2 separate regions of the Mus musculus genome follow, and region 2 is linked to region 1. Evidence: chromatin loops called from intact Hi-C (ENCODE). Cell type or tissue: left cerebral cortex. All regions are shown on one strand. Links, peaks and the distances in the headings refer to the core of each region. The heading gives the core; the rest is flanking DNA. Region 1 has its middle 13 kb from the start of Nyap2. Region 2 has its middle 96 kb from the start of Dock10.

Region 1 (5,391 bases), core at 78-5,077:
GAACCTTTCCCCTCATGCACACTGTGTAAGCACTGTGCCATTGAGTTGTATACATGGCCACCACTCATAATTCTTTTGTTTGTTGTTGTTTGCTTTAGTTATGAGACAGTGTCTTATTAACCTTCCTAGGCAATTCTGAAACTCAGAATCCTCCTGCTTTGGTTTCCCAAGGAGCTGGGATCACAGATCTGCAGCACCAGCCCTAGCTTAAGTCAGTTGAGAATATTCTGGTGGGAGAATTGGGCCTTTTCTCTGAGCTTCAGGATCTGCCATTTCCTCATCTTGAGGTAGGGTATCCTCTTCTGTTGTTTGGGCTGTGGCTGACTCCTTCTGGTTGGATTTGAAGGGGTTTCTCCTTTCATAGCTGCTTTTTGTTTCAGGACAAAACAGATGTGCTGCAGGGGTTGTCTGCACTTCTTTCCAGTCAGAATACTATTGGGAAGTGAGCTGAACACCTACTTCCTGAGGCGATGCTTCATCATGATCATATCTTCTTTGTCAAGGCTCTGACCACCTTGCTTCTATCGCTGATTCTTGCTCAGCACCCGTGGCTCTTGAACAACTTTTTCAGTTCCATCTGGGAATATTCGATCTTTCCTCCAGGAGCCCAAATCTTTTAGTAATTCAGTCACATTTGGTGGGCTGGTGACTGAGACGCCTTGCACTCCCATTATGGCTTCTCTCTTGGAAGTTTTATGCACACACGGTTTATAAAGCCACCGCCTCCTAGTGAGATGCCAGCTAAGTAAGTTCATGCTGCAGAAAAGGTCTTCTTTCCCTGAGATTCTGATAGGAGGCTATGTGGACCGGCTGTGATGATTTCCTTAAGCCAGATGCAGATTGGATACAACTGTGGAAACAGCATATAGCAACTGGTTGTGTGTCAGTTACCTGCCCTCCCTTAACACAGACCAGCAGTGCCCCTAAATAAAGTTTTTATTAATTTTTAAGGTGAGAAAGAATGTAGGCAAGTAAAATACAATAATTGCCCAACTTAAAGCACACATGAATTTTACTTATAACTAAGAAGGAAATCTAAGGATGTCTGACCCACCTTACATGTCAGCAGAATACATGTTCATTTCCAGAAACATGTTGAATTGATATGCCAGGTCTATGGACATACCAACGTTACAAGCAATCATGTGCATGCATTCGCGTTTTCACAGTGAAGAAAGAAAAATTTGTTCAACAAAGCTCTCTTAATTGGTACTGAAGATCTAAACAGGAAGCGGCTACACCTTCATCTTCAAGTCTATGAAATTACCAGGAGGAAATGTCCTTGGACAACAAGTGGGTGCTTATCTTCTTTCGGTCTGGGTGCTCTTTTTGGCTGGACTCATTTGAAACACTTACAAGATCTCTTCTGCATGGTAACTAACTCCACAAGGATTCAGTTGCCATGCAACTACATGGTATTCTCCATAGTACTGCCTTTCTTATGATTACAGAGTGAGGAGCTTTTATAGTCATAATAATACCTTACGTTCATGCCAGGCCTTTTACATAAGAAGATCCCAGTAGAGTGAATAGAGTTGTTCTTTATGTAAGTCTTTTCACCAAGCACTAAAAATACCCATGCTTCCAATTTAGCTACATGGCAGCTATCCTCTCCCAGTTAAAATATACAATAGATATTTTGGTAGGAGGTGATATCAGGGATTGTTCTTCAGGTTTTAAATGCAAAGATATTTAGGAGGATATAATAATAATAATAATTTTAAAAAGTGGGGGTCTCTGTTAGATTGTATCTTTGGCATTACAAGAAGGAAGCATCTCTACTCATGAGGGTATCTTGGCTAGTTTTTGTCAACTTGGCACACCAGTTACCTGTGAGAGGGAGTCTTAATGGACTGTCCTGTAGCAATGGCAGTGAGGGTTTTTTGTTTATTTGTTTGTTTTTTGCTTTTTTGTGTTTTTTTTGTTTGTTTGTTTTTTTAATGATTGATGTTGGAAGGCCTAGGCTACTTTGACATCAACCCTGGAATGTAGTCTGGAGTTGTATGAGAAAGAAAGTTGAGTGAGCCAACAACACCATTCTGTAATGCTTTTGGCTTCAGTTCCTGCTTCCAGGTTCCCACTGGGCTTTTTGGTCTGGATCCCTTTAATGGTGGACTGTGAGTTGTGAGCAAAATAAACCCTTTCCTTTCCGAGTTGGTTTTAGTCACTGTTGTATCACAACAATGGGAAAATCCAACTAAAACATAGCAGTCAGAGTTCTTCTTTCTCCTAATGGGTGCAAAGAGGCAGTAATTGAAAGGAAGACCAGATTAGGGGTGACAGAAGGAGTCAGGTTGTGAAAGGAGGTGGTCAGCACAGCTTTACAGGCAGTTTCCACTCATCATTTCTTCCAGGGTACCATTCTGCACCAGATATCCTGCTTTTCACCCAGTGAGGATCACTACAGAGCACTATGTTTAGTTTCTTAAGCAGAAGTTTTTGGTAAAAAAAATCAGGTGTTTTTTAAGAAGTTATTTTAAATGCTTAATTATGTGTATGTATGGGGGGCATGATGGGCTCATGTGCACATGAATGAAGGCCCCAAAGAGGTCAGAGGCAGGGAATGCTCCTGGAACAAGAGGTACAAGTGGATGTGAACCAAAATACCCAGATGCTGGAAACTAAAATTATGTTTTCTGTGAGAGCAGCAGTGAATGCTACTATTAGCCCACATCTTCTGGTCCATTTCTAGATCCAAGATTTTGGGTTGTTTGTTTGCTTGTTTCTGTTTGTTTTTAATGGAAGGAAAGGTTCTCTCTGAAAGTAAACAAGCTTTTGGGTTCCCTGGAAGCTATACTGCTTAGCTTGTAGGATTAAAATGAAAACAATGTAGTGAAGAGATCATAACAGAAAGAGTTTTTGTCTCAATTTTATTATCGAGCTAAATAAAAAATAATTTGAAAGTAAAAGCCTTATTTGTAATAAGAAAATAGCTGCTTCTTCTGACAGTACGTCTTCTAATGTTCCCTGTCTTGTTTGAAGCCCACTCACTTTTATCCCTTCTGTTTCTGCTCCAGTTACTGCCACCCCCCAGCACTAGGACTGTTCCCATGTCTGCACTGCAGTAATTATCTAGTGTTAGTTGCCCTTTAAAATTTATATGGCTCTTTAAATGTATGTCTGTCCTGGTTAACACAACGTTTTAAGTCTCTAGCACAGCTAAAATTGACTACAAGTCTAATTCTGACTGGTAAGATATGGATAGTGATGATTCATGCAAGCTTCAGGTTATTTCTCCCTTCTTGCTGAAATTCCAAACAATGGAGAGTTCCAATTAGAAGCAAGCACCATGACCATGTTTGTTTAGAGGTGTTGAGTCTAATAAACTGCTGTGGCCAGAAATTTCACACTTCCTACCTCTGTATTTAAAGGAACTCAAGCTAAGATGGGGGAGGAGGAAGAAGGTAGAATGTGATCAAGTACTCAAGGCATTCTGCTCTGTACCTGAGTCTTGTACTTAGCTCTCAATGATGTGGCCCAGGCTCTTACCATTGATTGCTCAAGCCACTGATGAATGATAAGGAGATTATGAAATGAGCTTCCCAGAGAAGAGAGCTGGATGTGTTAAAGGCTCTACAGAGCTGATGGGTTGATTAATTATCAGTAATTAAGAGGGATAGAATGTCTCAAGTTCGGAGCCATATTATCTTGGGCTACCTTTGATATTTTCACTTCCATATCTGAATAACATCTATTTTTGAAACTATAAATAAGTCCTTTGGAAACACAAGTTTTCATCGGGGTTCCGGCCCTGAGATGCACCCATGCTCTCCTAGAGGGTTCCACAACCATGTGCATATGTAGATAGCAATGAATTGCCACAGTGGGTATTATGACAAATTGAAAGAAAAAAACATATGAAATTGGGAAAAAAAAAGTAGTAGAAGGGATTGATAAGAAATGGAACAGAAGGGATAGGGCATAAATTTGTTCAAAGCACATAATGTGCATATATAAATATTAAATAAAATATTTTAAAATTTAGTAACACTTCTAGCAGACACCAACCCAAAGGCTAAGAATGTCATCAAATATCATCTGATGCCTGTATTAGAGATGTCTCCACTTTACTATCTGCCTCATGTTCACACAGATGCATTTTTTAAATCATTTTTTTACAGTTTAGTCATTATCCCCCTCCTTCATCCCATTCCTCTTCTCCTGCCTCCAAGAGGATGTCCCCACCCCCACCCCACCAGACCTCCCCACTCCCTGGGGTCTCAAGTCTCTCAAGGGCTAGGTGCCTCTTCTCTCATTGATGCCAGACCAGGTGATCTTTTGCTTGTCTATGTGTTAGGAACCTCATATCAACTAGTGTATACTGCCTTGTTACACCAATGTACTTCTAAACTATCTTGAATTATGACTTTGTTCTGTTCTTTTAAAAACATCATGAAAATCTTACCGCACTATAATAGAATATTTAGGGTAACCTGAGTTTGTTCTCCCAAGTCACAGTCATTCCTATTTGACACCAGCGTAAACCCTGTCTCATTCCATTTGTTATGTGAGCCATGATTTATCATGGAATGAATCCACAATAATATTTTTCAGTAGCTCAGCTTTATGTTTCAAGTTGATTTAATTCTGGTGTTGGTCATGAAGAATTCTGATTCATTAACCAAGATAGACGTTGTGACAAAATGGCTGACTTTGGGGGACACAGAAAGGCTCCCTTAAATTCCAAAGCCAACAGATAATAGAATTACAGAAAGAAAATTTCCAGAATTCTAATGTGTTTTAGGCAGAAAATTTGAAGGAGAACCAAATGAATATTTGGTTTTGAATTAACCCACTCTTTCTATGTTTATCTATAAGCAATGAGACATAAGTATACCTAGAAAATATTATATAGATGCATATATTTATAAGAACAGAACACTGTAATCAATTAAAAATTTAAATCATTTAAATTATTAGTTGCATATAGTTGATACAAATTTCAGCTTTAGACAAGCATGTAAAAATATACTGCTTTGTCCTTTTTAAATATTTTATTTAAAATGTTAATTATGTATGCTTGTGCTTATCTGTGTGTAGACTTTGTCCCCATGAATATGGTGCTCTTAGAGGCTAGAAGAAAGCACTGGATCTCCTAGAGCAGAATTCTTAGTGGTTGTGAGCCACTCACTGCACTTGCATCCCCAGCAAAAATAGCATGTGCTCTTAACTGCAAACCTATGTCTCCAGACTCTGAAAAGATATTCCCTTTAATCAGATTAGAAAAGATTTATTAATATTTAAATATGTTTCTTACAGCACAAAACAAAACAAAGCAAACAAACAAACAAACAAACAAACCTTATGCTTCATTAAATATACTCCAAATGTCTGGGAAATAGGTGAATTCAATCTGAGATTGCTCCAAAGCCAACTCTTTTGAAAACTACA
Region 2 (5,391 bases), core at 295-5,294, 210 kb before region 1:
GAATATGTTATCCATGGCACACAGAGTTTCCCCTTTCTCTCTTATAACCTTTGAGACAAGACAAATTTTAGACTATAGGTATTCAATTATCTAAATCCCTCCGTTTTGTCCTCACTAGGAGAGTATGGGAGCCATATGATTAGTTTATTTAGAGACATGTGGACATGTAGAGATATGTCTTTTGGTTAACACAACTCCATAACACTTATTTAATTACTACAGTGTTAAGTTTGAGTAGTGAGGCTGTTGAAGAGCCAGAGTCTGAAAGGTCATTTTCAAGCAGAGATGCTCTTTTCTTAGGAAACTCCTTGAGGATCCAGTTTATCAAAATTTTGTCCTGTTGCATTTACTGATCTGTGTAATTTCACATTTAGAAAGAATGCAAAGTAGGTTAGTCAGCAGCTGTTAGACTCTACTAACAAATGACCAGGCAAAGAGAGAGTTTAATAACACACAATAGTGGCTTCTTTCACACATATCTTCAAATATTTTATACCCCCCAACATCCTTCTTCTGTCCATTTTCCTTTTAGGATCCTGGGTTTTGGATAAGAATTAAGGTTTTTTTTTAATGGATTTTAATTTCTCCCCAAATGTTCTCTATCAGATGCTATTTTAGTTGAAGTTTAGATGAGTTTCAAAGTAGTAGTACAAATGTGGATTTACTACCAATCTATCTGTGTAGTATCAAAAGGTAAGGACAAAAATATATTGCAGACAGAGTTGAGTTAATCTTTTTCAGTCTGGCCAATGGTCCTACATTCCATATGGGCATAACATGCAAGGCTGTTTGTGCTGCATTTCTCAAAATGGTCCTGTTAAATGAGCTCTTAATATTGTTTGGAAGCTAATATTAATTGCCCTGGAAAATGTGGATTAAATACTTAAATAAAAGTTCAGTTGCTAAATTTAACATGAAAGAGTTGCAAAACATTGCACTTGGTTAACATTCAATTGTTCAAAGTAATTGAAATTTGAATTTGTTTGCTACTGATTATGAAATAAAGCATTTTTTTGCTATACTTGGACAAAAGATTTGTGTCCTGCATATGCTTGGAATCTGCTGAAATAGCTGCTTTCCTAACCAGCCTTCCTAACCAAATGAGTCATTTGTTTGCTTCATTTCTTCTTAAGACCTGCGAGGAGGTTTTCCAAGCTGTCCCTCTTGTAGCAGATGGAGTTCTCACAGGAGTCCATCCCTATAGCAACAACAGCTGCACTGGCGATTAGTGCTCTATGGGATTTCTGAATAGCTTGTAAGGCCATTGCCATCTGAAAACCTCTCCTTCTACCATTGGGATCCCTGCTGATGCCATTTGGATAATGTCTGGTTTGACCTGAATCTCAGAGGAGACCGCTATCTTGCATATAACTTAAGGAGAACACTCACCATAAAATTAAATTATATGTGGGAAATAGGTATGCTTCTTTTCTAGCTTGTTCTTTTAAATCCTATGACCTGAGTATTTGACTTACTCATACACAGTTATCTGGCATAGATAGGTATATAGCTCAGATTTCATGGTTGAGGAAGAGTAACGTTATGTGGCTTATTGGATTATGCCTTCCATAAAAGCATGGGCCATAACAGAAGTTTTCCATGAATTCAGTTCAGTAGTGAGTGCAGGGCAAGTGGTAAAATCATCCTGCCACACACCTTCTAGGCTGCCAAGCACCTGGCATAGGCTTTCTAGGTGCCTTTTTCATAAATCTGTCAGTGGTCTTTCTAATTTCAAACAAATATTAATACAGTCACAACATTGGTCACATATTGCATAAACATGGGTAGCAGTTCAAGTGCTGCCAGTTTAAAGAGGCTTAGTGGAAATTCTTGACTACCGATAGTGCTAATATGAAGTTTAAAATTTGGAGGGTATACTTGTGAGAATAATTTCAGCCCAATCAATAGGTTTGACAAATATTACCATAATGATGGATTGCATGTGTGGAGCAATCCTGACTTGGTACCAAGATATGCTTTCATTTTTGCTAAACCCACCATTGCTCAGGATCTAGCATCTGGCTTCTTTCAAACTTCTTTGAGTTCCTCTAAGACTGGTGGTCACAGAAAATCAATAGAGGAGCAGGGTGTGGTTTTAGGATTGAATGTTCATGTTTACAGCCACTATGGACTCACTGGGACTTGAGTGCATGGGAGAAAATAGGTCAGGTGGAAACTTAGAAAAAACCTATTGCTTCTGTTACAGAAAAAGCTTTTGCTAACTTACACCAGTAAATTATATATTTAGGGATTTTTTTTTTCAGAAGTAAACCCTGTCTGAAAGCTAATTTGTATGCCTTAGTTTAAGCTCACATCCAGGCTACAACTATTCTGCAGTGAAAAGGAGTCTATCATCAGAGTCCACATATAATTCTAACCAGACACTTGCCTTGTATTCTACAGCCTGCATGTCCAGACTGTCAAAAGGATCATCATTTCACCCCACGGTTTGTGTCAGATAAACACAGTTTTCCTATCATACACTCAGTACAGTGTGATTGCATGTGGCTGCATCGAGAATTTCTTATTTATAGAGTAGAAGCACAGCATCACATGATATCTAAAATGCTACGTGCATCGGGGCTACCTTGGACTCACTCCAAGGACATTTGGAGCTCTTGGAAGTGTTCACAAAGGTACTCATTATAACGGGGTCTTGTTTGGAGCACAGCTCATGAATGTGGACCTTGTGGGTAGTGTTACAAGGAAGCTCGGTTTTGCAGGGATGCGTCCCCTTGCCAGAGAACCGTGTCTGCTTCCCATAAGTGCATCCCTTATGCTGCCAGCTGTTCACTGTTATCATTTGCAGTCTGCAGCCTGGTTCCACTCTCTGGCTTCCTCCAGGGTGAGAGGGAAGCAGGGACACCTGCTGCAGATCTCAGGCTTTTCCTTTCTGCAGTAGCTGTCTCTAATTGCCTTTTTTTCTCCCCAATGCTGGGATTTCAACTTGCTTACTGTCTCTGTGTCCTTACTTTTTCCTTTTGAATGTTGTCTTTGAGAATTTAGAGCATGAATACTGTATTTCCATGATTTGGCACTGCTCTCTCCCCCTCCCCACTAACTTCTCCTATGTCCCCCCTACATGTCAAACTCATAATGACCTCTTTTCCTTTAATTATTATTGTTTTACACACACACACACACACACACACACACACACACACACACACACACACACACGTAAACATGTAAGTATAGCCTGCTGAGTGTATTTATTGTATATTTACAATACATAAGAGTTGAGTGCTCTTATGCATATTTAGGGCTGACTTCCTGGGATTGGATTACATTCCTGGGGGTGGGGAAGCTATTTTTCTTGTCTCTCCAACCTCCTGTTTGTACTTTCTCATTTCCACTCTCCCAAGTTCTGAGAGTGTGCTGTTTCCTGAAAACCCCTCTCCCTTTTGCTTTTTTTCAGTGTCTGTGGCCTCCTATCTTCCTCTCATTTACATGGCTTTTAGCCAGCTGTGACTTGGACCATAGATTGACTCATATACATTTCCTTCAAGCTGTACCCTCACTGCCCTGTTAGCAAGATACTCATTTCTCTTCCCACACATCACTGAGAACATTTAGACTTTGAGTAATGGAAACAATGACTACCAACTCTAGCAGCTCTTTGAATTTCTGTGCGTTGGGGTCCAATTATCATGTGTGCTTACTGTATCATTAGAGCTTGTTTGCCTCAATGAGGGCTTCATGAGTGAGTAACTATATTCATTATTTGGAGTCACTTTCACTATCATCAACACATTAGTCACTTAAAGCTTTTGGGTGAGTCAGATGAGAACAACTGGTAGCTGAGGATTCATAGTTATATTCTTTCAAAAGTCCTTGAAAATAGAAGGGTAGAAATACTTTCCTTCTTTTTCCTGACTATAGTCATAAGTAATAATGTGATGACCCAGTTTCTCAGTTTTGGAGAGAACAAACATTCTTAAGGATTAGACTTTGTAGGAACATAAGTTTTGGGCCTGATTGTTTATGGATGTTTAGTTTCATATGCATGATTTGATATGTGATTAAGTTAGGAACATATTCCTAACATTTCATTTAGCCTTAACTTGAAAGGATTTTGTGTTGGAGAATCTCGATCAGGTTCAGAGAATGAACACTAAAACTTATTTACAGTGACTACAAGGAAGAGAGAAATACCCTTTTTTATATAAAGAGAAAAAACCTTTAAATGCTTTGTCTCATTCAGACTAGGACATTAGGTGGCTGGTAATGATTCCATGCCATTAGCCATCTTGCCTCTATTATAGTTTCATGACTTTCCATTTCATTTCCCCATAGAACTCACTGGCCTCCATAGACATTATTGCATGCTTATACTCCTCTTGTCTTTGGCATTCAGTATCAATCACTTCTTAACATGTATCTCAGGGGTACAACAAGTATCAGTTACAGGTGTGTGACCTTCAATACATGGACCATTCTTTTTCTGCAAGTTGTGAACACTTAATAAATACCATCTAAGGCCATGGTAATAATATGAGCAAACATGGCTATTAGATTCATATGTATCAATGGGGGTGGAGAACCTCTCTTATTGCCATTCCTTGCTTTCTAATCCCATCCATTCTGTCTATGCTCCAGTATCATTTTTTAGACCAGCTTCAGGAGCTTACAATGAGCACCGTGCTAATATAGTACATGAATCTTTGATGAAGTATGGAACATTCTTTCAGGTGTCCTCCATTGGTTTGAGAGGGTATGTAACAACAGTTAATTTTAATAAAATGGGGTCATCCACTGCCAAGTCCCATTCATTTTTTGTGCAAGAAATTCTTTGATTGGACTCCTGGCCATATTGAATACCATCCCATCTCATTATGTTCACAGATGTGATATTGAAAGAGGCTCTGTAGCCAAGGAAGACAAATCCATAAACACAATAACTGCCTATACCAGGGGGAAGAAATTGTAGTCCTTTTCATAATGGAAGAGATATGATATTGTCCTCCATCTCTCTAGAATACCTAAGAAATGAGAGTAACACACACACACACACACACACACACACACACAGACACACAGAGAGACAGACAGAGACAAAGATAGACACAAAGACAGACACACACACAGACACACACAGACAGAGACACAGAGAGAAACAGGGAGAGAGACAGAGAGAGCCAGAAAGAGACAAAGAGAGACAGGGAGTGACAGAGAAAGCCAGAAAGAGACAGGGAGAGACAGAGACAGAGAGGTATTCGTGCTCATAGACTGAATTTCAGTATCTAATATTGAGACATAACTGAGTAGGGGCTATAGGTACATAGCCTTGGTGTACAGAGAACTGTGGAGTAGTTGTTGTAGGAGTGGTTGCCATGGAAGCCTGAGCCTCTTGCTTATGCAATTTAATTATACCCAAGAACAAGTTTGAGC

What was found. A loop is a pair of places that touch in the nucleus more often than their neighbours do. Peaks named below come from ENCODE experiments on the same cell type or tissue, not always from the same donor. Only the 100,000 strongest peaks of a DNase experiment are listed, where the experiment ranks them.
Region 2: a loop joins it to region 1, with 9 times the contacts of the local background. A loop is called at or near these places in 5 of 42 quality-filtered maps.

What each region holds. Positions count from the first base shown.
Region 1 is chr1:81,061,541-81,066,931 of GRCm38, forward strand. No RefSeq gene overlaps it. Among named protein-coding and RNA genes, the nearest start is that of Nyap2, 13 kb to the right of the region's middle. In left cerebral cortex, for the core only: no CTCF peak of the experiment used is centred there; DNase peaks (open chromatin) are centred at 1,451 and 3,203; H3K27ac peaks cover 2,979 bases.
Region 2 is chr1:80,851,820-80,857,210 of GRCm38, forward strand. No RefSeq gene overlaps it. Among named protein-coding and RNA genes, the nearest start is that of Dock10, 96 kb to the left of the region's middle. In left cerebral cortex, for the core only: no CTCF peak of the experiment used is centred there; DNase peaks (open chromatin) are centred at 1,158, 2,051, 2,769 and 3,536; H3K4me3 peaks cover 270 bases; H3K27ac peaks cover 2,309 bases.